3 separate regions of the Mus musculus genome follow, and regions 1 and 3 are each linked to region 2. Evidence: chromatin loops called from intact Hi-C (ENCODE). Cell type or tissue: left cerebral cortex. All regions are shown on one strand. Region 1 has its middle 72 kb from the start of Gm26685. Region 2 holds the start of Gm39691 (a long non-coding RNA gene). Region 3 has its middle 40 kb from the start of Gm26685.

Region 1 (8,000 bases), 100 kb after region 2:
CTGAGGGCATGGGGGAGCAACTTATAAGAGAGGACATTCCAAAGAGAAATAAGATAAGAATGCCCTTGTCAGAGACTGCTGGGTGTGATTGAGGAATGCCATCAAACAGAGCAGCTGGCCAGAGCAAGAGGAACAGCTGGCAAGAGGAAGAGAAGAAGACAGAAACTGGGTGGGTGAGAAAGCATGGGCCTTGGAGACCCTGGTGAGGAGGCACGTTTCAAAGGATCCTTCACAATGAATAGATCGAATGGCTCCTGTTTTACAGATGAAGAAATGTGTATGGAGACATTTCACAGCCACCCAAAGGTACCACAAGGTATCCAGGGATTTAAATCTAAAATTCCAGAATCTGGTGTGCTTCCCGTTCTCTTTCACCTCTGTCCTGAGGATCTTTCTCTTATCGTCCTGACTCGATGCTTTCAATAAGCTTGTCCCTAGCAACCATATAGCTTGAAACACATTTATAAAGAGTTGACAATAAAAAGTCACAGGGCAGTGGTGTGAGAAGCAAATTAGATTATAAGATACTGCATCTGTTTAATTGGAATTTAAGATCTAGAGAGCCAAATGATTTAGCTGTGACAAGATGAAAGGAAATCTGTGGCAAGTCCTGGAAAGTTTGAGCACAAGGTCTTGTTAAACAACCAGAGCCCCAAGAGGCCAGTGGAAATGAAGCCAAAGCAACTGCTAGGTCACTGGCCTAGGATAAGACAGAGCTGGTCTAAACTTTCTGTCCGGACAGTCATCTACAGTGCTTACCGTGAACTGTCTGTGCTTTGGCTCAAGGTCCTTCAAGCATGGCTATACAAATCAGGAGGAGTCAACCTGTCTTTTCTACATTGCTTCAAAATTCTGGTAACGGGGGCTTGGCAGGCCACATCCTGCCCTCAGATATGACTATTTTTAGTTGAGCTATGGAGCGTACATTCTACTTTTGGTTGAATTTGACACCCACTCACTCATGTATTGATGCTGTGTGTGTGCTCCAGGTATCTGATCCCCACATAGGTCCAAGGAGAGCCTTCATATAGAAATGAAAGGACAGTACAACCTGATCCACACGGGTTGGTTAGGTGTGTAGAAGCTTGGTGCTCTCTGTCTTCAAGCTTGGTTCACTCTTCTACCGTCAGCTCTCATCAATGAGCAAGCTCTAAGGAACAGCAGGGTAGCTCCAGGGATCTAGGTAGATTATAAACCAGAGGCTCTGCTGGGCCTTAAGCCTTAGCTGTTTTCAAAGTTTATCACAGTCATCATGTGTGTGTGTGTGTGTGTGGAAACCACATTCTAGGAGAGACCTACCCAGCACAGGTTTGGACAACAACCTACAGCTGTTGAAAATCATCAAATGAGAGTGAGAAATCCACGAAAGACACCTGCCATTCTGATAAACAAGGGAGGGGGCAGAGCCCGAGGAAGCTGTCCCGACAGGTCCTGACCACATGCTCAGTCATGTGAAAGGCCAGCTGGGCCTGCAGTTTCTATCACAACGGCAGGAATTCCAAGAAGAAAACCCTCTCTTCAAAGTGTCCCCTCTCTCCTGATTGTTGTTGCCTAACATTTCATTCATGTATAAGCAAACAGGTGAATATAATTTGAGGTAAAAATGAAAAGTATAGCAAGGGAGAACAAGAAACCATGGAAGAGGCAACATTTTAGTTTAAAGTCAGTGCAGGAGCCAGCAACCTTTCCATCATTTTAAGATAAGGTTGTCAGGAGACCAGGGGAAAGAACTGATGATAAGGTTTCCTAGAACTGATTTAAAAATTACCCCAAACTTAATGACTTACTTTGAAACAATGGAAATCTACTGTTTCATAGCTCTGTGGTGTGTGTGTGTGTGTGTGTGTGTGTATGTGTGTATGTGGTGTGTGTGTGTGGTGTGTGAGGTATGTGTAGTGTGTGTGTGCTGTATGTGGTGTTTGTGTGTGGTGTATACCTGTGCTGTATGTGAGGTATGAGGTATGTGTAGTGTGTGTGTGGGGTGTACATGGTATGTGTGTGTTGTCTGTGTGTGGTGTGTGCGAGGTGTGGTGTGTGTGTGTGTGTGTGTGTGTGTGGACACGTGACTAATGCACACATGAAGGCCAGAAGACAACCTGGGGTGCTGGTACTCTTCCCACCTTGTTTGAGGTGGGACCCCTTATCATTCACTACTGATAACTGACCTGTAAGCTTCTGCCCTCTCTCTCCTCAAAGGCACACTTGGATTACAGACATGAGATGCCTCAGAAAACATTCATGGGCTCCAAAGGTCGGAATTCCAGTCAGAAGGCTCACGTGGCAAGTGTTTTATCCACCAACTGATATAAGAGAGCTATTATTCCAAAAGGTGTTATGAAGCATGAAGTCCCCAGCTATATTGACTGAGATCTTTTAAACATTTTCAACAGCCAATTTTGTTGTTGCTATGACAGACAGGAACTTAGGAAATCTCACCTAAAGACTCTACACACTCGAATTTCCTAGGTCTATCTTACCTGGATTTCCTGGATTATGTAAGTAACACAATCCTATGGGATAGGTAATTCAGAGATTGATATAAAGCTGACTAAGTATTCACCCCTGTAGGGCTTCTCCATGATTGTCACTCATAAGTATTCATGAGCTTGGAGACCCTGGAGAAAATGTGCTATATGAGAGAGGCATAGAACTGAGAAAATGCTGTACAGCTACAACATTAAAGCATAGAGTTTGTCTTTCAAAGTTCAGCGATTTTTAACTTTTTTCTCAGCTAAGCATCTTTAGCTAATTATCTTTGCGATTTCTTTGGTTGTCTGCATTCGCTCTCTGCAGCTCATTCATTTCCTGTTTCGCTCCGCATCTTGTTGTTTACCTGGTTTTGCCTCCTCTGGGTGGGGCTCTTCCATTAACTGTCAAAGCATAGAAATGTCCCCTGCCTTGTGGAGGTTACAAGCTAGGGTTTCAATATCACCACTGGTATTTGTGATAAGGGGAAGGACCTAAATTGACCACCACAGATTTCAGCCACAAGATTTCTTTAATACCAGGTTTTAACTAAGTAGATTAGGAGCAAGTTGAAGGGATCACTAAAGAATTAAATGATCGATGAAACAAATATAGGGGCATTGTTTTCTGTAATTAGTTCAATAATGGAAACAGAATAAGTGTTATGATCATTATAACCAAATTTCAAGATGATTATATACTAAAAGAATAAAAATGAAAAGCAAAGTAGATTTCCTTTAATTTTTCTTAGACGCAGGCGGACAAAATGGTCTGTAAGTGTAAGAAAAAAGATGCATGATGCTTTTGGAAGGAAGAAAAATGAATAAGCAATTATGAAGAACATAAGGTATTTGATTGTTCTAATAGATGAAGGAAGGAAGGTGGAGAAGAAACACTCAAGGCCCCCCACCCCTGTGTGTGTGTGTGTGTGTGTGTGAGAGAGAGAGAGAGAGAGAGAGATAGCACTTTATATCTAAGCAACCTTGTAACCAATATCATCAATGAGAAGTGGTTTGGGAGATTAGGAAATTATAAGGCTCCTATCCTTAAGTCAGTCATTTGAAAAAGAGTTCTAAATACCCAATTTGGATGCATACAGCCAAGCAGAAATGGTCAAAGGGAGTCAGGACAGAATCTTTGCAGCATAGGCCTCAGCCTGCTCAGAATGCTCAATGTTATCTGCATAAAACTTGCAGGATAGACCCCAGGAGAGCAGCAGCACTAGCTGGATGTTTGCTAAAAATTAATATTTTTACTATAGTCTTCCCAGTACTAGGGTCTCTGTTCCCATGGTTGCATTCCTAGTGGAAGTCAGGACGATAAACATAAGTTACAAGATGAGTGAGGAGGAAGGACTGGGAAGCGGGGTGGCGGTGGGGGGGGGTGGCGCTGGGTAGCACACCTGCATCATAGAAGAGAAGCCACTTAAAATCAAGTGTTTATAAAACACTACCCATTCAAAGTCAAGCCAAAACAAGTGAAAACAAAAAATACATCTGGCTGCTGGACTGGGAGTTGGTTTGCCCAGGCTTACCTTAAGCCTTTTGCAGAATCTCCACCCTGTAAGACAATCTAGTCCTAGCAGGAATGGACTGGGTTTGCTGTGGACTCATGGATGGGTGACTATGCCAGGTTCTCTGAGAAACTGTGATAGGAGGTGTTGGGTGTTGGGGTGATTTTTAATGGACTCTCTCTGGTTCTCTGCCCACAGTGGCTTCTGCTGACTTCCTTTCTGCTAAAGGCTGCTCCGAACTTAGGATGGCCCTGTTCCGTGTGTCCTTTAACCTCAGAGTTTGTGTTGGAAGTGGTGGTACCATTCGGTGGAGAGTGGGTGTTTGCTTTTGTTCAGCTCAAGTCTGTTGAGCATGACCAAATTCTAAGTCACTTGCTAAGAGATCCAAATCTCTCTCTCTCTCTGTGTGTGGCTGTCTGTCTCTTTGTGTGTTTGTGTGTGTGCGCGCGTGTGCAAGTGGGAGAGAGAGAGAGAGAGAGAGAGAGAGAGAGAGAGGCTTTTTTCAAATAAACCATTTTTCAGAACAGATAGCCCCCTTTCCTCCTAGACAATGCAGAGGCTCATGAAAACACCCTTCTGCATCCAATTATCATCCTGGGCAATTTAAGTCCACTTTTTCTATACCACTAGCATTCTCTCCAGCCTCACACTGACTCTGGCTCTGCTGGCTAGCCACTCAATCATATACCTGCTGTGTGTAGATCTGTGCTTAGTCATCAAAGGTGGGTGTTTGTGTATAAGAGGAAAACAAAAGAGTCTAGCGAAACAGGACATGCATTCAAAGAGCTGCCAGGGACCTAGGACAGTACAGGACAAAATGTTGGCTTGTGAGGACAAGGCCCTGGGTGCTTTAGGTGGAGAGAAGAGATGAGGCAAAAGGGTTTGAGATCACAGAAGACCCTGTGGCAGACCCTGTGGCACTTCCTTTAAAACTATGGATTGAACCTAACACCTTAAGCTTGCCAGGCAGGTGCACTGGCACTGAGCTACATGCTGTTCCCATGGCTTCACACTGCATAATTCTCATTTGATTTGTGGATTATGTTGCCTTTATTATTATTTTTAAATAATTAACACTTAGGCTCTTTTCTTTCTAGGCCCACGCTTTTACTTTTCCTGGGATAATTTAATTCTTTTTTCTACTTTCATATAATACTGGCTTCTGGGGGCGTGGCTCAGGAGGAGAGCATTTGTCAGGCATGCTCAAAGACCCGAATTCCATTCCCATCATTGTAATAATGGCAATAATGCTATGCCCTAAACTTTTCTGTATATCATTATTTTCATATAACATATTCAATACAGCCTACCCAGTATTTTATCACATAGATTTACCATTTTCTAACTAAAGCCATAGTGTGTGTGTGTGTGTGTGTGTGTGTGTGTGTGAAATCTGACATTTGTTTGTGTCATCCCTCGTCCTTACTCAAGCCCTTGCCAGTTGAGTTCCCACCCGTCCCAATATCCTCTGTTCTGTTTCTATATCACAGGAGTCTTATCATTCGCCCTTCTTCTTCTTCTTCTTCTTCTTTTCCTATCTCTCATGTTTCCTTTTATAGTTTCATGGCTTATACATACATGCATAACTGTGTCTGCCTATGAGAGGACATACGATATTTTTCTTTACTAATGTAATTTCCAGATTCCTTCATTTCCCTTGAAATTTCGTAATTTTATGTTTTTTTGTTTTGTTTTGTTTTGTTTTATAGCTGAATAAAATCCCATTCTGTCTACGCCCCGATCTTTCATTATCCGTTCATCTGTTCATGAGCATCTAGGCTGGTTCCATTTCCTTGCTGTGTGAATAGAGAAGCAGTAAACAATGTTGTGGGATCTCTGTGGAAGGCTATGAGGTCTTTTATGTGACCCTTGAGGAGTGGGACAGCAGGGTCGGACAAGAGCTCCATTTTAAACGTTTTTGAGAACCGCCATGGTGATTTCCATAATGGCTACGCCAGTTGCCCCTTGTCCCAGCAGTGAATAAGGTTCACCCTTTCCCCAGACACTTGATGTCCTTTATTTTCTTGATAATAGCCACTTGGACTGGGGTGAGACAGAATCTCAAAGCGGTTTTAATTTGCATTTCCCTGAAGTCCAGCCAGACTTAAATAGCTAGTGCTGGGTTTCAGATACAGCAATGGAGGTTTTACTCTGTTCATTTTCGAGGACTTAAAGGATTGAAAGACACTGTCTCTCTAACGACTGATGCTGAAGCTTAGGTTAAAGACACCACACAAGTGGGACATGTATTGTAAGAGGGGTGAGACGTGCAATCAATGTCTGTCCACGGCCAGATAGAGAGTGTCACGAATCCTTTCTCTAGCAGGCTGCTTTCAGAAGGCAAGAGAACCCAGTTGAACACTCTGGATTATTTTGAAAGCCTAGGCAAACAGCACATTTGAGAACCGAATCGGCCTCCGTTTGTTCAAGGGATGGTGGGTGGCTTCAGCTGCCTAGGAAACAGGCTTTGAATATGTGCTTCCTGGAATTCTCGATGCTGCTCTCCTGAAAACGTTCCTCTGGTTGCTGAGGATGGATTCTTGCTATTTGGCATTTATAGGCCCTGTGCTTTTGCTAATTTTCCCTGGGATTTGTAGGTTGTATGTCTGTCTGTCTGTCTATCTATCTATCTATCTATCTAATCAGTAAGCTGTTGTAAAGTCCTGTGTCTCTTCAACACTAGGCCAACATCCACCCTTCTCTCTGCTTCCTCCTCCTCTCTGCTCTCTGACCTTCTCCCTCCTACCAAACTTGTGCAGATACCAAAAAAAAAAAAAAAAAAAAAAAAAAAAAAAAAAAAAATCCGGTTTGAAAGCTAAAATTCTAGCACAGTTAGTTGAAGCTTACACCCAGGTCCCTTGCTATAGTGTATCAGATGCTACTTGGGAGAGTAAATGGTACATGTAGGTTGTAGGTGTTGCACTGGGGTATTAGAGAAAAGGCAAACACAGAATTCCTGGTTGAACTGTACCCTAATGAAGGCCCAGCACAAGTTAACATTGTACTAAATGAGACATAAAAGAGCAAATACTCGCTCTGAGCTTTGGGAAAGAAAGGAGTCAGAAGTAGAAAGTCTTCAAGAACTTCATTTTTTATTATTCTTTTATTTTATTTGTTCATCAAATCCTGAATATATTTCAGTATGGTTCACTTATAAAATTTATCTTTCTCTGCAAAGAGTAACTGAGTATTTGACCAGACTGAGAGAGCTGTATCCCGTGGGAAAGTTAGAACTGCCTATCTCGTTGGGCAAGATGAACTAGCTAGATACTGTTGGGAGCCTAAACGAATATTTATTACAGGACGGTATTCTCATTATAGGCCTTTTGGTTCAATGTCTGCCATGGTGGGTCAGCCAAGGTGAGCAGTGATAGGATCCCCGGGCAGGGAGAGTTTATGTGGGGATTCTGTCAGTTACATTGTATGTGCTCACACACACGTGCTGTGTGCCCACACAGAGTTTCCATATACAAGAATCTTGAAATCGTCTCTCAAGGCAAATCATAGATAGTTGAGGGAAAAAAAATACAAGATAATGTAAAACAGCTAAATCTATTCTATTCTGAAGAGGAAGAAAAAAAAAACCCACACAGGCTTTTAGAAGCTGCCTTTTCTAACAATGCATTGGCTTCCCAGTTGGCTCACACAATAACTAAGGCGAGATGAAAGTCTGGTATCTCTGCCCTCACTTCGTATCTGTCCGACAATGCAAGAGCACAGACATTAGGAAGCAGGGGCCATTGCAAGGCCTTCGGCTTAGCTCAGAAGTAAGAGAGGGCAATACAAAAATTTAAAGCATTAGTTCATAAGCACAAGACACATTAAGGCTGCAAAGTCACGTGTGGTTTGTTTTATGGCAAACTGAATCATATTTTAGATGTACCCAGGAAGTTTTTTTTTTTTTTTACATGTAGAATCAATCATTATTTTGCAAAGAACATGCATCCTTTAGTTAGTATTAAATCAAAAAATTCATATTTCATACTTGTTTATAATTAACGCTTCCATATACTTAACTACC
Region 2 (8,000 bases):
CACTACACCTCCTGTTGCTTTGGGTCAGTGTCTCATCCCAGCAACAGAGAAGCAAACCAGAACAAAGCCCAAAGAGGCTCAAATGCAGGACCCAGAGGATACCCAGGAAGCAGCAGCAGCAGAGGCTAAATACTGAACACACTGGGGTCAAGGACTGTCCCACTCGCCTGGGAATGTCCCAGTGTCAAACGCAGTGCCTGGAACTCAGGAACTCTAGGCAACATTTATCAAAAGGGAAGAAAGGATTGTCACTCTGAGCCAGGGGCCCATTGAGTCAATGCCAAGCTGCCGATCAAAGGAACCCTCTAAACATAAAAGCTCTGAATAGCTAATTGCCTGGCCAGGTGTTCAGTGAACGGGTGTGGGCAAGAACTAACCTTTGTCTTCTTGCAGTTCAGGATCCACCCATCTCAGCTCTTGGGACCTTCCAACGAAAGGTCCCTTAGAGATCTCTCCAGGTATAGCTACGGAAAAGAAATTCTTAACAAATAGAATGCAGGATACTTCAATGAAAAGTCCCTTTTCTAGACTTAACCATAAATATTTCTCTGCGACGCTTGGGAAAGCATGTGGGCTTTGGGGATACAGGCATCGAGTGCGGTAAAAGTCACTGGACTACTTGAATCTCCATGGTCTCATCTTGGAGATAGGACAGTTACATTGTTCTTGTGAGAACCTGAGCTCTTTGATATAAAAGGACTTAGCCGAAGTTTGGAAGGATACTTCCCACTCACATTTAAGATCTTTAAAGTCCAGCATTTCTGTCTGTTTTGTACCTCCTGGTTCTCAATGCCTGATTCCAAATCAGCACTGAGGAGATTTGTTAAATAAATTATGTATTTGTTTGCTCGCACTGCGACAGGGTGGAGTTGCATCCCAGTATTTTGAATATACCAAAATACTCTAACATCAAGTATTCATTAACATCTGGCATTCAGGCTTCCGTTAATGTTCAACTGACTATCACGTGCAATATAGACTTCAAGCAGGCACAGACAGTGCACAGTATGTGTCAAAAGATCTCAGACTCTGGTCCCCACACTGCCAGCAACAGCAGCAATGGAAGCACCTAGAAGTTTATTAGAATTAATTCTTGGGTCCCAGAAGGGTAGCAACCCATTTTAACAAGTCCTTTAGTTAAAGGTATTATACACTAAGAACCCCCGGTGCAAGCAAAAGTCTTCTATGCTGTAATTGCAATGTGACATCTTGCACTTACAATGTGTAGCACATTGGAAATTTTAGAATAGGACAGAGCTCATGACCTCTGCATTAGCTTCTGCAGCTACCTCCCTCACCACAAGATCTGCAGATGTCCCTAGAAGTATGTCTAAGCCTATGATCAGGGTGCCTCAGACTGCAGAGTGGACTGACTGGACATTGGCTCAATGGCAGCTTCCTCCATGAACTGGCCCATCATTCTTGTGTAGTTAAAACTAAGTTGAGGTCCCAGGGACCTGAATATACAATGACTCCAAGAAAAGAGCAATCATCTCCTTGCATATCAGCCTAGAAGTGAGGTCCCTCGTCCTTCCAAGTGCCGCCTTCACATCCCCCTGTGGTGGTGGCCTCCTCAGCGCGGCAGACAGAGTCATTAGCACACCTGCATTCCATCTTACTAAGCACAGACTGAATTCTCTTGTTTCTTTTCATCTAGTATTAAAGAGAAGTTGTGGGAAGACAATGAATTCTCCTGGTGTCACATTGTAAGGCTTCTCAGAACGAAGTCCTGTCATGATTAATGACTGAATGAATCTGTTCCCGGTAGTCCCCATTCCCGTCAAGGCTCGGTCCACAAATAAAGAATATAACTGAAAGCCAGACAATGGTGTCCAACACCTTAATCCCAGCACTTGGGAAGCAGAGGCAGGTAGATCTCTGAGTTTGAGGCCAGCCTGGTCTACAGAGTGAGTCCTAGGACAGCCAGGGCTACAGAGAGAAACCCTGTCTCAAAAAACCAAAAGTTATAAAATTTTTAAAAATAAGAAAAAAAAAACCATATATAATTAAAACAAGGCCACATGAACTTTTGTTTTTGGCTGAGATACAATGATGAGTGGCCCTAACATAAGCTACTTTACTGATATACTGAAATTAACTTTTGAGCCCAAGCTTTAAAAAACTAGACAAACAGATTCTGACGCCCACCTCTTAGTTATTAGTGGCCTGGGCAATTACTTAGGCTTTGTTTTTCTCTGTTAATTGCTCTCCACTTAATTTGAAGATAGAAAGCACCTAGCAGTGCCTCATATGTAACAGCCATTCATCTGGTGATAGCCCCTCCCCTACCGTTCCACTCTTCCTTTTTCACTGAATATTATAAAATTATAATTTCATCTGTTTCACCCTATTATTTCACTGAAACGTATTAAGTATAGTGTGGCTTTTCTTAGGGCGACATAAAGAAACATCTATTCACCACAGTTAGGGTACCAGCAGTCCAGACCAAAAAAAAAAGATTATTCCACCCAAGTTCAGCTTGGTGGACCAGTAGTTTCTTGGCATTGCTTACAAGAGTATGGCCAACTCAAAGGCCACTGCCAAAAGCCACCAAAAAACACCCTACACTAGTATGGCCGTGGGTCACAAAAGCTCATTGCCATGGCAACAATTTCACATCATCAACCTTCTACCTCTTCTGTAGCAACTCCCCCAGCATGCAGCTGAGGGCCAATGGCAAGCAGCGAGTAAAAGGTAGGTGGTATCTGAGCAGTGTCTGAGGGGTACCTCCCCCTTCTCCATAGGAATGTCAACAGCCACATTTCCATCGCCACACGCTTAGCCTGCACCATTGTTCTGCTTACCTTGCTAATGTGTCTGTGGCCAGATACTCCACAGGTCACCCACAACTCTTCTCCATGAAGGCCTCTGGTCACACCATGTCTGGAGGAACGAGCTCTAGTACAGCAAGTATACGAAGAGCAAAGAGCGGCTCACGGAAGAGTAAGTGCGCACTCCTTCCACGGTATTAGCTTGCCCCTTTGTGTGAAGAAAGCTACCTGTGCTGAATAATGCATTCACTAGAGCTTAGTCCACAGGCCTGGGAGATGTTTCCATCCCAGCAGAATAAGATGGTGGGATTCCCTTTCCTCACGAAGAGGGATGACAGGATGTGAAGGAAGAAAAACGGCTCAAGGACCACAGCCAGCCAAGCAAACCCTACTACGTGGTGCAAAATGGAAATGTGAGGCACTTGTTATATATAATTTTAAAGCCCAAGAGGATGATAACCTAGCATTAAACAGAACCTGGAGGTGTTCTGTGTGCTGTGAATGTGTAACGCCACAGGTTACACCCTTGGGAAGCCAGCCCTGAGCTGGGGCCAGGGTGAAACTGGTATTTTAAATCATTCTGTATGAGGCTTTTGGCTTTCCCAGGACAGCTAGCTCATGATACTAGAAGTGTGTGTGTGTGTGTGTGTGTGTGTGTGTGTGTGTGTGTGTGTGTGTTCCTGTTTTTGATAGCGGGGTGGGGAGTCAGATAAGCCTCAAGAAGAGATGATGTACTCCAGGCCTTTTAGTCCCACATAACACTTGGATGCATTTGTCGTACTCAGCTCCACTTTCAGCTATGTAACGGGAAAGGATGGCCACTTATTCGTTCCAATATTTACTTTGTTGGCAAACCTCTGCAAAACATCGGCTACATGGCAGGCACTGTGCTAGGCCCAGTAAGACAGTGGTGTTGGCAAGTGGCATAGTTCTGCTTTCCAGGGTCCAATCCCAGGCATAAAGATGCAGGCTTGTAATCCTCTTCACTGCCAAGGTTCTATAACCTTAGTGCTGAAGTCAAGGAGTCGGGTTGAGACAGCTTTAGGAAATGCTAATAGAATATTATGTCTGAAGCTCATTGGAATTGCTCTCTGTCAAGCCTGGTTTCTAACTCAGGTCCTAGGGTGGGTCCACTGCAAATTAAGCCAGTCATAAATTGCATCCTTCCACCAGCCCTAGATTATTACTTAGCAAACAGATAGATAATATCTCTTTTTAAAAGTGGTGTGAAGAAGAATTGATGAGGAAACAAGGTCAATCTGGGGTGCCCACCTCTACCTGGACACACAGCTCTACAGAAGCACTGATGATCAACAGCCGGCAGGCAAGAAGGTCACAATTATGCTGAGCACACGTCGGAATGCAGCACAGTTCGCTCTGTGTGTTTCCATGGTGACAGTGATAACAGCTTATATTTATAGAGCTTCTATCTCCAAGGAGCTCAAAGCACTTTACAGACTTACTGTTTCTCTGATTTAGGGAGAAAGAAGAAGAGGAAGAAGGAGAAGAAGAGAAGGAAGAAGAGGAGGAGGAGGAGGAGGAGGAGAAGACAGAAGGGATAGAGAGAGAGAAAGAGGGAGGGTGAGAGAGAGATGTGGACAAAGGATAGACAGCGGATGTGGTGTACTCTTATCCACATTTCACAGATGGCACAGACTTGGGAAGTCATTGACCAAGCATGTGATGGTAAACCAGTGACAGATGGCAGATTGGATGGGCATGATAGTTCATAGAACTCCTAAAACACTTGCTCCCTTGGGCAGATGTCAGGGCTGAGCTACTATCTCCCAATAGTCTAGATCCGTTCGGTGTCATGTGGGTGATGAGATAGCTACCTCTGCAAACATCAAAGGCATTTTCTCTTAACTATTGATGGAATGTACATGGATATTTGTTTTATAGAGATTTGGTGATAAGGTCTGAAGTCCTAACAGCAAGACAGCCAGCAGGCAAGCCCAGGGATGTAGGCCTAGGTGTCTTTATAACTTCTCATGGAAAGTTTTTCACACATGTTCACACACTGCTGCAAGTGGCTTTGTTTGAGTGCCTTTAACACCTTCGAAAGGAGTGCTTCTTGGGTCTCCCTTCCTCTGGCTTGTTCCTGACCCTTGAGACATGTGAGGGGGCTCAGAGTTATTTAAAGGCTGCAGTTGATGGAATTAAACATGAGCCTTACAAATCTCATGTCTACTCTTCTGTGTATACAGATGTTAACTGAGAAAAGCCCACCTCCTCTGGTGGAGATCTCATCCTTGTGGGTGGGTTAACAACTCCAGTTTCCTAACTGGAGGCTGCTCCTGCAGACTCTCAACTGCTCCACACTTCTTGCCCTCCTAGACTTTCTACTTACCTGCTCCACCATCTAGTCTTTGGAATATAGAAGCTATTTTCTCTTTAAAAGAAGAATCCATCTCCACAGAGCATTCAGTTAACCCAGCCAGCAGTCCCCATGGCAACGCTGAGAGACATGATCCTTTCTGCTGTAGATCCTCTGTGGTCCCTTGCCATGAACAACTCACACTGTTTCAGAAGCCGGCGACCTCAGGGTTTGCTAAAGATGAGCTGTTGTCCAGTTGCCCTGTGTCCATTTAGGCTTCAGGCACACTGAACTAAAGCCTTGGTTATTTGAGTAGTTAAATTCCAGGAAACGTCTGTTCTCTGAAGACATATGATTCCTCCTACATATGAAAATAACCGAGCCAAAGGACATGTTGAAAAGGGAATGCTTTGCAGAGGGTCTTCTGGCCCTCCAACACACCACACTGGACCCACTTCACCAGTTCCCAGAAACTCAACCATCCAGAGAGAGTAGGTTTCCCCTTCACTGTCCAAGTGGACTATAGTCACACTAAAGATCTTTCTGCTCCTCTAAGGGGCTAAGCTCCCTCTTAGCTTCTGGCCTTGGACTCTGAGGAGAAAGAAAGATTGCTGTTCGTCTTCACAGTTTTCATTCAGTATTCCCTAACTTCTGTTGAGTGGCCAAATTCTCTGTGGCTCTTCCCCAACTCACAGTCATAGCCTGTTCTTGCTTTACCTATCCCTAACCCTTAAGCACTCTCTTGGCCATGCCCAACCCCTATCCTCCTGCGTGTTCATCTTTCTTCAACACAACATTGGGCACACTCAGTGGCATTTCCTTATGTGAAAAGAAGTTTCTAGATATAATTGGAGATGCTTCTTGAATATAGAGAAAAAAAAACAATCCAGAAGCTTACCTTTAGATTAAAAATTAATACTCTAGACTTGGAAAGATGGTTCAGTGGGTAGCGCTTGTCATGCAAGTGTGAAGAGCAGAGTTCATACCCCTAGTACTACCATAAATGCTGGGTGGGCACAGCAGCCGTGTGTAATTCTAGAGATGGGAGATGCCCACAGCAAGTTATCTAGCTGGACTGCCCATACCAGCAAACTCTGGGTTCAACTGTGAGAGCTCACCTCAAAAAATCAAGTGGGGAATGAGTGAGGAGATTCTTCATGTCAACCTCAGTTCTCCACACGCGTGTGCACTCTCCCATGTGAACATGTGTACACATACACACAGTGCACACATACACATGAAGAAAATTAAGTCTGGCCTTGTGTGGCACATACCTATAATCCCAGCACTCAAAGACACAAGACTTCCAAGTCTGAGGCCAACCTGAGTTACACAGCAAGAACGTGTCCCAAGAACCAAAACTAAAACCAAACCAAACCTATACCCCTGCAAAAAAAAAAAAGACATTATTAAAGTAAAAATTATAAAAGTGGTGTTAACTCCATTTTGCTTTTACGTGTAAGTAGAGTTTTAGTCTAGGAGAGCCTAGTAGTTACTTGTTAAAGGCCCATAAATAAAGAGTAATACTTTAAAATAGTTTAAGCTGTGCTTCCTTCCTTCCCCCACCTTCATCTGTATCTGTGAACCAAAGCATGGGGTGGGCAAACTACTTTTTTTCTTTTTTTTAATTAGGTATTTTCTTCATTTACATTTCCAATGCTATTCCAAAAGTCCCCCAAACCCTCCCCCACCACTCCCCCCGACACACACACACACACACCCACTTGGCCCTGGCATTCCCCTGTACTGAGGCATATAAAGTTTGCAAGACCAATGGGCCTCTCTTTCCACTGATGGCCGACTAGGCCATCTTTTGATACATATGCAGCTAGAGTCAAGAGCTCCAGGGGGTACTGGTTAGTTCATATTGTTGTTCCACCTATAGGGTTGCAGACCCCTTTGGCTCCTTGGGTACTTTCTCTAGCTCCTCCATTGGGGGCCCTGTGATCCATCCAATAGCTGACTGAGAGCATCCACTTCTGTGTTTGCTAGGCCCCGGCATAGCCTCACAAGAGACAGCTATATCAGGGTCCTTTCAGCAAAATCTTGCTAGTGTGTGCAATGGTGTCAGCGTTTGGGAGCTGATTATGGGATGGATCCCTGGATATGGCAGTCTCTAGATGGTCCATCCTTTCATCTCAGCACCAATCTGTGTCTCTGTAACTCCTTCCATGGGTGTTTTGTTCCCAATTCTAAGAAGGAGCAAAGTGTCCACACTTTCGTCTTCGTTCTTCTTGAGTTTCATGTGTTTTGCAAATTGTATCTTGTATCTTGGGTATTCAACACACTACTTTTAACCAAAAAACAAAGCTTTCTAAAGTACTTCAACATTTATATAAATTTAGACCCACAAATATGAAAATATTGGTTCCTAAAATTATCCTGCCACATTCTGATAAACTCAGCAAGAACTCAAAATTTCACACAAATTTCTCAAAGCATTTTAAATTGAAATTATATATCTATTAACCCAAAACGTCTATAGGCCTACTTTTTAAAATTATAACTCTATATAATAGTAAATATATGAAAATCTTCTCTCTCTCTCTCTCTCTCTCTCTCTCTCTCTCTCTCTCTCTCTCTCTCTCTCTCTCGGACAGGATCTCACTATGTAGATCTAGGTGTCCTGAAAGTCACTATGAAGACCAGACTGGCCTGTAGGATCACAGAGATCCATCTGTCTCTGCCTCTTGAGTGCTGGGATTAAAGTTATGTCCAACTAACAATGTAAACATATCTTCTTGCTAATAATAAATAGAATTGACCTTGGTAGTAGTTTGCATTCTTTTGTGTTTGTACCTCAGGGGAATTTAACATGATACTCTCTTAGGTTTTGCTTGACTTATCCTGAAAGCCTATTGATTGAAGAGAACATGGCATGGGATGGCTGGGTGGGCATCTGGGAATCTGAA
Region 3 (8,000 bases), 68 kb after region 2:
TTAGTTTGCATTGCCATCTGCCTATAAAGCCAAGCTTAAATCTCTGCTGCTACTTAAATTCTGAGTGTCAGAAACTCTCTCAATATACAGAGACCTGTAGTGATTAGGCTGTACTCTGAACCCAACTTCACTGTGGTTATTCACCCATCCATCCATCCATCCATCCACCCATCCATCCACCCATCCATCCACCCATCCATCCATCCATCCATCCACCCACCCATCCACCCACCCATCCACCCATCCATCCATCCATCCATCCATCCATCCATTCATCCATCCATCCATCCATCCAACCATCCATCCACCCATCCATCCACCCATCCATCCATTCACCCATCCACCCATCCACCCATCCATCCATCCATCCATCCATCCATCCATCCACCCTTCCATCCATCCATCCATCCATCCATCCATCCACCCATCCACCCACCCATCCATCCATCCATCCATCCACCCACCCATCCATCCACCCATCCATCCATCCATCCACCCATCCAACCATCCATCCATCCATCCATCCATCCATCCATCCATCCATCCACCCATCCATCCATCCATCCACCCATCCATCCATCCACCCACCCATCCATTCACCCACCCATCCATCCATCCACCCATCCATCCATCCATCCATCCATCCACCCACCCACCCATCCACCCATCCATCCATCCATCCACCCATCCATCCATCTATCCATCCATCCATCCACCCATCCATCTACCCATCCATCCATCCATCCACCCACCCATCCATCCATCCATCCATCCATCCACCCACCCATCCATCCACCCACCCATCCATCCATCCACCCATCCATCCACCCATCCATCCACCCATCCATCCATCCATCCACCCACCCATCCATCCACCCATCCATCCATCCATCCATCCATCCACCCACCCACCCATCCATCCATCCATCCATCCATCCATCCATCCATCCATTTCTTTTCCTGTACTTCTCCTGGTTACTCTTCTTAAAGAAACACCCCTTAGCAAGCTTTTGTTGGCATCCACAATAGTATCTGGGTTTGGTGATTGTATATGGGATGGATCCGCAGGTGGGCAGTTTCTGGATGGTCATTCCTTCAGTCTCTACTCCATACTTTGTCTCTATAACTCCTTCCATGGGTATTTTGTTCCCCCTTCTAAGAAGGACCGAAGTATCCACACTTTGATCTTCCTTATTCTTGAGTTTCATGTGGTTGGTGAATTGTATCTTGGGTATTCTGAGCTTCTGGGCTAATATCCACTTATCAGTGAGTTCATATTATGTGTGTTCTTTTGTGATTGGGTTACCTCACTCAGGATGATATCCTCCAGATCCATCCATTTGCCTAAGAATTTCATAAATTCATTGTTTTTAATAGCTGAGTAGTACTCCATTGTGTAAATGTACCACATATTCTGTATCCATTCCTCTGTTGAGGGGCATCTGGGTTCTTTCCAGCTTCTGCTTATTATAAATAAGGCTGCCATGAACATATGGAGCATGTGTCCTTATTACATGTTGGAGCATCTTCTGGGTATATGCCCAGGAGTGGTATTGCTGGGACCTCAGTTGGTACTATGTCCAATTTTATGAGGAACTACCAAACTGATTTCCAGAGTGGTTGTACCAGCTTGCAATCCCATCAGTAATGGAGGAGTGTTGCTCTTTCTCCACATCCTTGCCAGTATCTGCTGTCATCTGAGTTTTCGATCTTAGCCATTCTGATTGGTGTGCGGTGGAATCTTAGGGTTGTTTTGATTTTCATTTCTCTGATGACTAAGGATGTTGAACATTTTTTAGGTGCTTATCAGCCATTCAGTATTCCTCAGTTGAGAATTTTGTTTAGCTCTGTTCCCCATCTTTTAATAGGGCTATTTGTTTCTCTGGAGTCTAACTTCTTGAGTTCTTTGTATATATTGGATATTAGTTCTCTATTGGATGTAGGATTGGTAATATAGCTGTCTTCTGAGAGGCTCTGCCAGTGCCTGACAAATACAGAGGTGGATGGTCACAGCCATCCATTGGACTGAGCACAGGGTCCCCAATGAAGGAGCTAGAGAAAGGACCCAAGGAGTTGAAGGAGTTTCCAGCCCCATAGAAGAAACAACAATATGAACTAACCAGTACCCCCAGAGCTCCCAGGGACTAAACCACCAACCAAAGAGTACACATGGTAGGACCCATGGCTCTAGCTGCATATGTAGTAGAGGATGGCCTAGTTGGTCATCAATGGGAGGAGAGGCCCTTGGTCCTATGAAGGCTCAATGCTCCAGTGTAGGGGAATGCCAGGGCCAGGAAGTAGGAGTGGGTTGGTTGGTGAGTAGGAGGAGGGGGTTTTCAGAGGGGAAACCAGGAAACGGGATAACATTTGAAATGTAAATAAAGAAAATATCTAATAAAAATAGTTGAAAAACAAGTTAAAAATAAAAAAGAAACACCCCTCTATTAATGTTAATCAAAGTACTATTTATTTCCTTCATGAGCTTAATAATAACCAGCACCTATTTACTTGGTTACTGCCTGCTCTCCTTACCTACCCTCCCCCCACATCCAATTATAATGCAGACCCCATGGGGATAGAGATCATGCCTGAGGTTTTTTATTTCATACTGTTAGTGCTGGCTCCAGTATGTGGGATGAATAAGTGAGTGTCTAAACATTCATTTTATGATGAGCACGTATCAGACTCTGAGCTAGAGACAACCAGTACTGCAGATACCAGACCCACTTCTGTCTTCATTAGCACCCTTCCCCATAGCAGGTGGGTGAAAGGGGAGGGAAATTGTAATTACATCATAGAATGACAAACACGCTGGTTGTGGGAGGTAGAGGAAGAGGAGGAGGAGGAGGAGGAGGAGGAGGAGGAGGAGGAGGATCAATCCAGATTGAGAAGGAGATGGGATCAGACAAGTTCTAGGTTTGGGCTGGAGCTTGAAAGGAAGAAGTCTGTCTGGTAAATGAGATGAAGAGGGCATTGGAGGGGAGATGTTCCAGCATCCTGCTTAGAGAGGAGATAAACAGAACCATGGCCATGCCAGAGCCCATGCCAGGGAGGACCACAGAAGAGGTAGCCTTTAGGGTGGAGACTGGCTGTCCTTATGGGGAGGGATATGGGCCAACATAGAGACCTCAGAATGGAACCCTGACTGAAGAAGGTGAAGTGCTGTCTGTTCCATGACTCCTATTCCTGGTTAACATACTCCCTTCTCCCCACATTGTTGTGGGGTGAGCAGAGGAGAGGTTTTGGGGTGATCCTGGCTGGTGGCACAGAAGCATATGTCATAAGGAACATTGGCTCTCCCTGTAGGATGTGTGCCATGCTAAGCAAAGCCTTGATGACAGGCCTATGGCCTCGTAAGAACAACCCGAGTCAGGAGTCAGCTAAGTGGTGGGAGAAAAGCATAAACTTGGCTCTTGAAAGAATTAAGATGGCAAGCTTTGGGTAATGCCTCTTGAGACTCTTGGTGCCACCGGAAGTTTGGAAAGCTGGGGTTGGGAGAGGGATGACCAGACAACAGTCGCCTATGCCCCTCCATCCCATAATGCTTCCTGTGGCTAATACTGAAGCCATGCATGACATACTGTAATCACTAGGAAGATAACAGTAAACAGTCCAAGCCCACTCGCTCCTAAGCTTATATCCTTATTCTCTCTGTGTGTGGTGTGTGCATGTGCCTCCAAGTGAGTGTGTGTGTGTAGTGTGTGTGTGATGGGTAGAGAAGAGCAGAGAGACAACAATATAAATGGGTGAAACCAAGTAGAAGACAGCTGCTAAGATGGTTACAAAGGTGATGGGTGTGGGGAGGGGCTGCTGAGGGAGAGGGAACAGGCCTGGCCTCACTTGAGGAGGTGACGTAAGAACAGAACACCAAACACTGGGGCTGTTTTTTCCCTCTTCAATTCCTTGTCCCCTCTGGACTTTGTCTCTATTTACTTGGCAGCATGGTTATTGTAGGGTAGGGTTTTATAAAATACAGGCAGTACCAAGTCATGTTCTTGGGCTCCTGTGTTCCCCATATAGCTTGCTTCACTAACGTTTGGTTTCCCTTATAGATGTGAGTGTAATTACGTCATTTACCGGGAAAAAGCAGGAGCTTAGATATTCTTGGAACTGAAAGCAAAAAACACTGGCCTATCTAAATCTGTTCAAACTGAGGTTCTTCAGGGAAGTATCAAGGGCCACAGACCTTTCCCAAAGCCTGTGTATGGAGAAAGGAAGCTGAAGGAGGAGGCGTCAATGTTTTCTTTAAGGGAGCTTTGAGTGTGCCTCTGTTCGGGGCTGGACTAGGAACTGAGAGTCGGAGTCAAGGTCATCTCTGCTGTGGGAGTAGAGAAGGAGAGGGAGTTGCAGGAAGGGAGTTTAAGGAGCCAGGCTCTTGCAACAGAGTCTTCTGGGATTACAGCAAGGCACTAGCAATAGTGGGTGCATGTGCCTCATGTTTCTGATGCCGACTTGTCTCTTCCCGTCTGAGCCCCAACAGCTGTTGCTTCTTTCTTTTCTCTCACACAGATGGATGCCTTACAGACTCCATCTAAACATTCTTGACATTTATTTTTTCCCCCCCGATCGATTTTGCTATTATTATTTTTGAATCCCAACTACATTGACCCTCTAATAGTGTGTGCATGTATGTATGTGTATGTGTGTGTGAAAGTGTGTGTGCATGCCTGGGTGTACATGTATATATGTCTATGTGAGTGTGTGTCTCTGTGTGTGTATGTCTGTGTATGTCTGTGTTTGTTAGTGTATGTATATGTCTCTCTGTGTATGACTATGTGTGTGTATGCATGAGTGTGTGTCTGTGTGTGTTTGTGAGTGGGTGTGTTTATGTCTGACTCTGTGGATATAACTGTGTGTATGTGTGAGTATGCTGAGAGAGTGTTTGTGTGCATGTGTGTGTGTCTGTGTATATATGCATGAATGTGTAAGTGTGGACATGTATCTATGTGTTGCATGTGAGTATATGTGAATATATATACGTGCGTGAGTGTGTGTATATGTGCACCTCTCTGTGTGTATGTGTGTGTGTGTATGTCTGCCTGTTGTATGTGTGTGTGTGTGTGTGTCTGTGTGTGTATGTTTGTATATGTATGTGTACTGTAGTACAAAGAATTAAACCCAGGGTCTCCTCCTATCTAGATGATCTTTTAGGAGGGAGCGCCCAAATACCCTATCAGTAGGGAAAGGGAACTCAGAATTATCCAAGTGATGGCCTCTATACATGAGATCTGGATGAAGCAGAAGCAGAGGAACCAATGTGGACCAAGGCTGGAAACAAGATAGAATCTCAGCTGTCCCAGGAAGAGCCAGTGGCTACAGACGTCCCGGATAGAGTGAGCGAAGCTACCACAGGCCCCTTTCACTCCAGATCATCTACTGTCGAAATCTCCCAACCTTTGATGCTACTTAAAGAGTAGGAAATATGGAAATGACCACATTTAAATATGACTACTGTTTTTATCTCAATTGACTGGATCAAGTTTTCTGCCAACAAGAAGAAAATTGGTGACTGAAATAGAAGTGGAGTTAGAGATGAATAAAAGAACTCACATTTTTATTTTTGCACATTTGAATCGTGTAGTTTGCAAATGAAGCGTTTTTTCTAGCCACTGTACTACTGTCAATGAGATGAAGAGATGCGGAGTTCTCTGGGAGCGAGTCCAGATGAAAATCCATTATCAGCTCTTGTGTTCTGTGACCCTAGAAAATGTGCTCAATGCTCCTGCAAAGAAAAGTTCCTTAGCTGGGGGCTAGAGATATATAGTTCAGTGTTAGAAGGCTTGCTTAATATTCCTGAGGCTCCTGAACTAAAACACACACACACACACACGCGCACACGCACATGCACACGCACACAGTAAGGCAGGCAATCATGCATGTGCTCCTTGAGCTGGTCACACTAGTGCATACCTATAATCCCAGTACTCAGGAGTAGAAGCAAGAAGATTGCCAGTTCCGAGTCAGCTTGATCTACATAGCAAGTTCCTGGCCAGCCTTTGTTATATAGTGAAACCCTGTCTCCTAAAACAAAATGACAAAGTAAAACAAGGCAAGAAAACAATAAAAATAAAACCAAAACCCTGTGGTTCGGAGACCAAGGCCGGCAGGCTATTCTCTTATGTGCTTCTCTGCAAATATTTCTTCAGTCATCACCAAAACTCATCTCATTGAACCACATTCTCAGGTCCTGGGTACTAGGATTTCAACACACACATTTGCAGGGACACACTCCAGTCCATGCCAGGTAGTATAGGAAACCAGTTGGCCCATAAGAGGTCCCTTGATCATGTGAATTCTTTTCTCCATTTCCTTAGGTTGTAGTATGAGACTTAAGCTATCAAGGGTGCCTACTCTAGGTAGAGGAGTGGGGGAACCAGTGAACAGAGACTTCCTAGACAACGTAACCTTGTTGCCATTCTCAAACTGTTTGAACTTGGCACAAGCTACCAATTTCTGATCCACCTTCTGACAACAATCAGCTAACACAAGCATCAAAATTACAATGAATTAGCAGGCTCAAAGTATGCAGCAGATGGCTTGACTTCCATCAGGGGCTTCCTAATTGGCATTTAAGTTGGACAGAGACTATTAGGAAGTGCACTGTGCTGAACAGATGTGAGATATCAGGTCCTCTGCTCTCCCTGATTTCCAAAACTGACTTTGTGAATTGGAAATGCCTGCCTGTTACGAAAAGCCCAGCTTTGATTGTCCTCTTCACACTGTTTGCTAGTCACTAGTTCTCTGGACTTTGAAGTCTACCCTAGATGCCGTTAGTAGAGGAAGCTCTAGGTGTAGCTACTGATTTCCCAGGAAGAAGCTAGTGTGTGTGTGTGTGCACGTGTGTGTATGTTCTTGCTGTTATCCCTCCTAGAATTTGTGTGAAAATCAGTGAGAGAGCTGTGGAATCCCCCGTGGTCTTCTCTCTGGGTTCCTTCTATCTTCTAAAGTGACATAGAGGATTCTCTCTCTCTCTCTCTCTCTCTCTCTCTCTCTCTCTCTCTGACTAATGCTTCTCAGATCCAGCTCATTGTGGGAGCTTCCACACACAATGATCTTCTTGAAGGCAGAGCCAGATGTGGATTCCCCTGAAGGCTGAAAGTGCCTGTCTTCATGGCTGAGGAATGGATAGTGTAAATGCGTGTCTTCCTGGCTGAGAAATGTGTGGCTTAATCAGTATTTGCGAAATGGATACTGGACTGAGTATCTGGCTGAGCTACCTTTAGCAGTTATAGTGGTCAGTCTCCTAGACATTTGTACATCCCAAAAGTTCTCCATTTCCACAGAGACAGTACCTTAGAGAAGACTTACTTCAGCTTCCAGAACCCCATAGGAATGAGGAAGATTCCATGGAAAGAGCAGGCAGCAGGCAGATAGCAATCTGTGTGCTTGGACAAGGAAGTGGGAACAGAAGTTGTCCTCATTTGCATGGTGATCCTATTTCTTATTTAGTCCCCTTTGCCTTCTATTTGTGTTTTCTTTGTCCCTCGAGGTCTTACCCATCCAAATGTTCTTGTTCCTAAAGCCCCAAATGTGAACCAAATGGCTGCTTTGGATCCCTGGGGGACATCTTGATCATTTTATTATGATATTAGCCAACTCCTCCAAAGTTTGTTTAATGAAGGTGGCGTTTACATGTCAATATAGCATATCTGGGAAAATTAATGGTACTCATTACTATTTCCTGATATGTGGGATATATAGATAATATTGTGGGAACAGTGGTGGTACCTTGGAAAGAAAGAGATCTCATATCTTATATCGACAATTAGCAATAATAGCTCACAGGAAGGCATATTATAGCTTTTTGACAATGATGGAGAATATTAACCATTACCTAGCATTTGCTCTACCTATGTCTCTTAGCTACCTATGAGGCAAAGTGGATTGACATTCCAAATATGTAGATGAGGAAGTGGGATTCCAGAGGGTTAATAGTCCTAACCAGGACACCTATAGCCTACATTTCCTTCCTGAGGCCTGGGGGGATCATTGCAGAAGAG

What was found. Hi-C counts contacts between places; a loop is a spot of excess contacts. Peaks named below come from ENCODE experiments on the same cell type or tissue, not always from the same donor. Only the 100,000 strongest peaks of a DNase experiment are listed, where the experiment ranks them.
Region 1: it touches region 2 in a loop (2.3-fold over the local background); 2 of 42 quality-filtered maps call a loop at or near these places.
Region 3: a loop joins it to region 2, with 2.1 times the contacts of the local background. A loop is called at or near these places in 6 of 42 quality-filtered maps.

The regions. Positions count from the first base shown.
Region 1 is chr1:164,571,011-164,579,010 of GRCm38, forward strand. No RefSeq gene overlaps it. Among named protein-coding and RNA genes, the nearest start is that of Gm26685, 72 kb to the left of the region's middle. In left cerebral cortex, no CTCF peak of the experiment used is centred here; DNase peaks (open chromatin) are centred at 4,767, 6,392, 7,431 and 7,610; H3K27ac peaks cover 1,396 bases.
Region 2 is chr1:164,470,864-164,478,863 of GRCm38, forward strand. It overlaps Gm39691 (a long non-coding RNA gene), which reads left to right and starts at 2,630. Exons shown (of 2, transcript XR_865695.2): 1 at 2,630-2,694; 2 at 2,828-3,257. In left cerebral cortex, no CTCF peak of the experiment used is centred here; DNase peaks (open chromatin) are centred at 4,193, 4,419 and 5,230; H3K27ac peaks cover 2,195 bases.
Region 3 is chr1:164,539,307-164,547,306 of GRCm38, forward strand. No RefSeq gene overlaps it. Among named protein-coding and RNA genes, the nearest start is that of Gm26685, 40 kb to the left of the region's middle. In left cerebral cortex, no CTCF peak of the experiment used is centred here; DNase peaks (open chromatin) are centred at 4,077, 4,382 and 5,585; H3K27ac peaks cover 1,286 bases.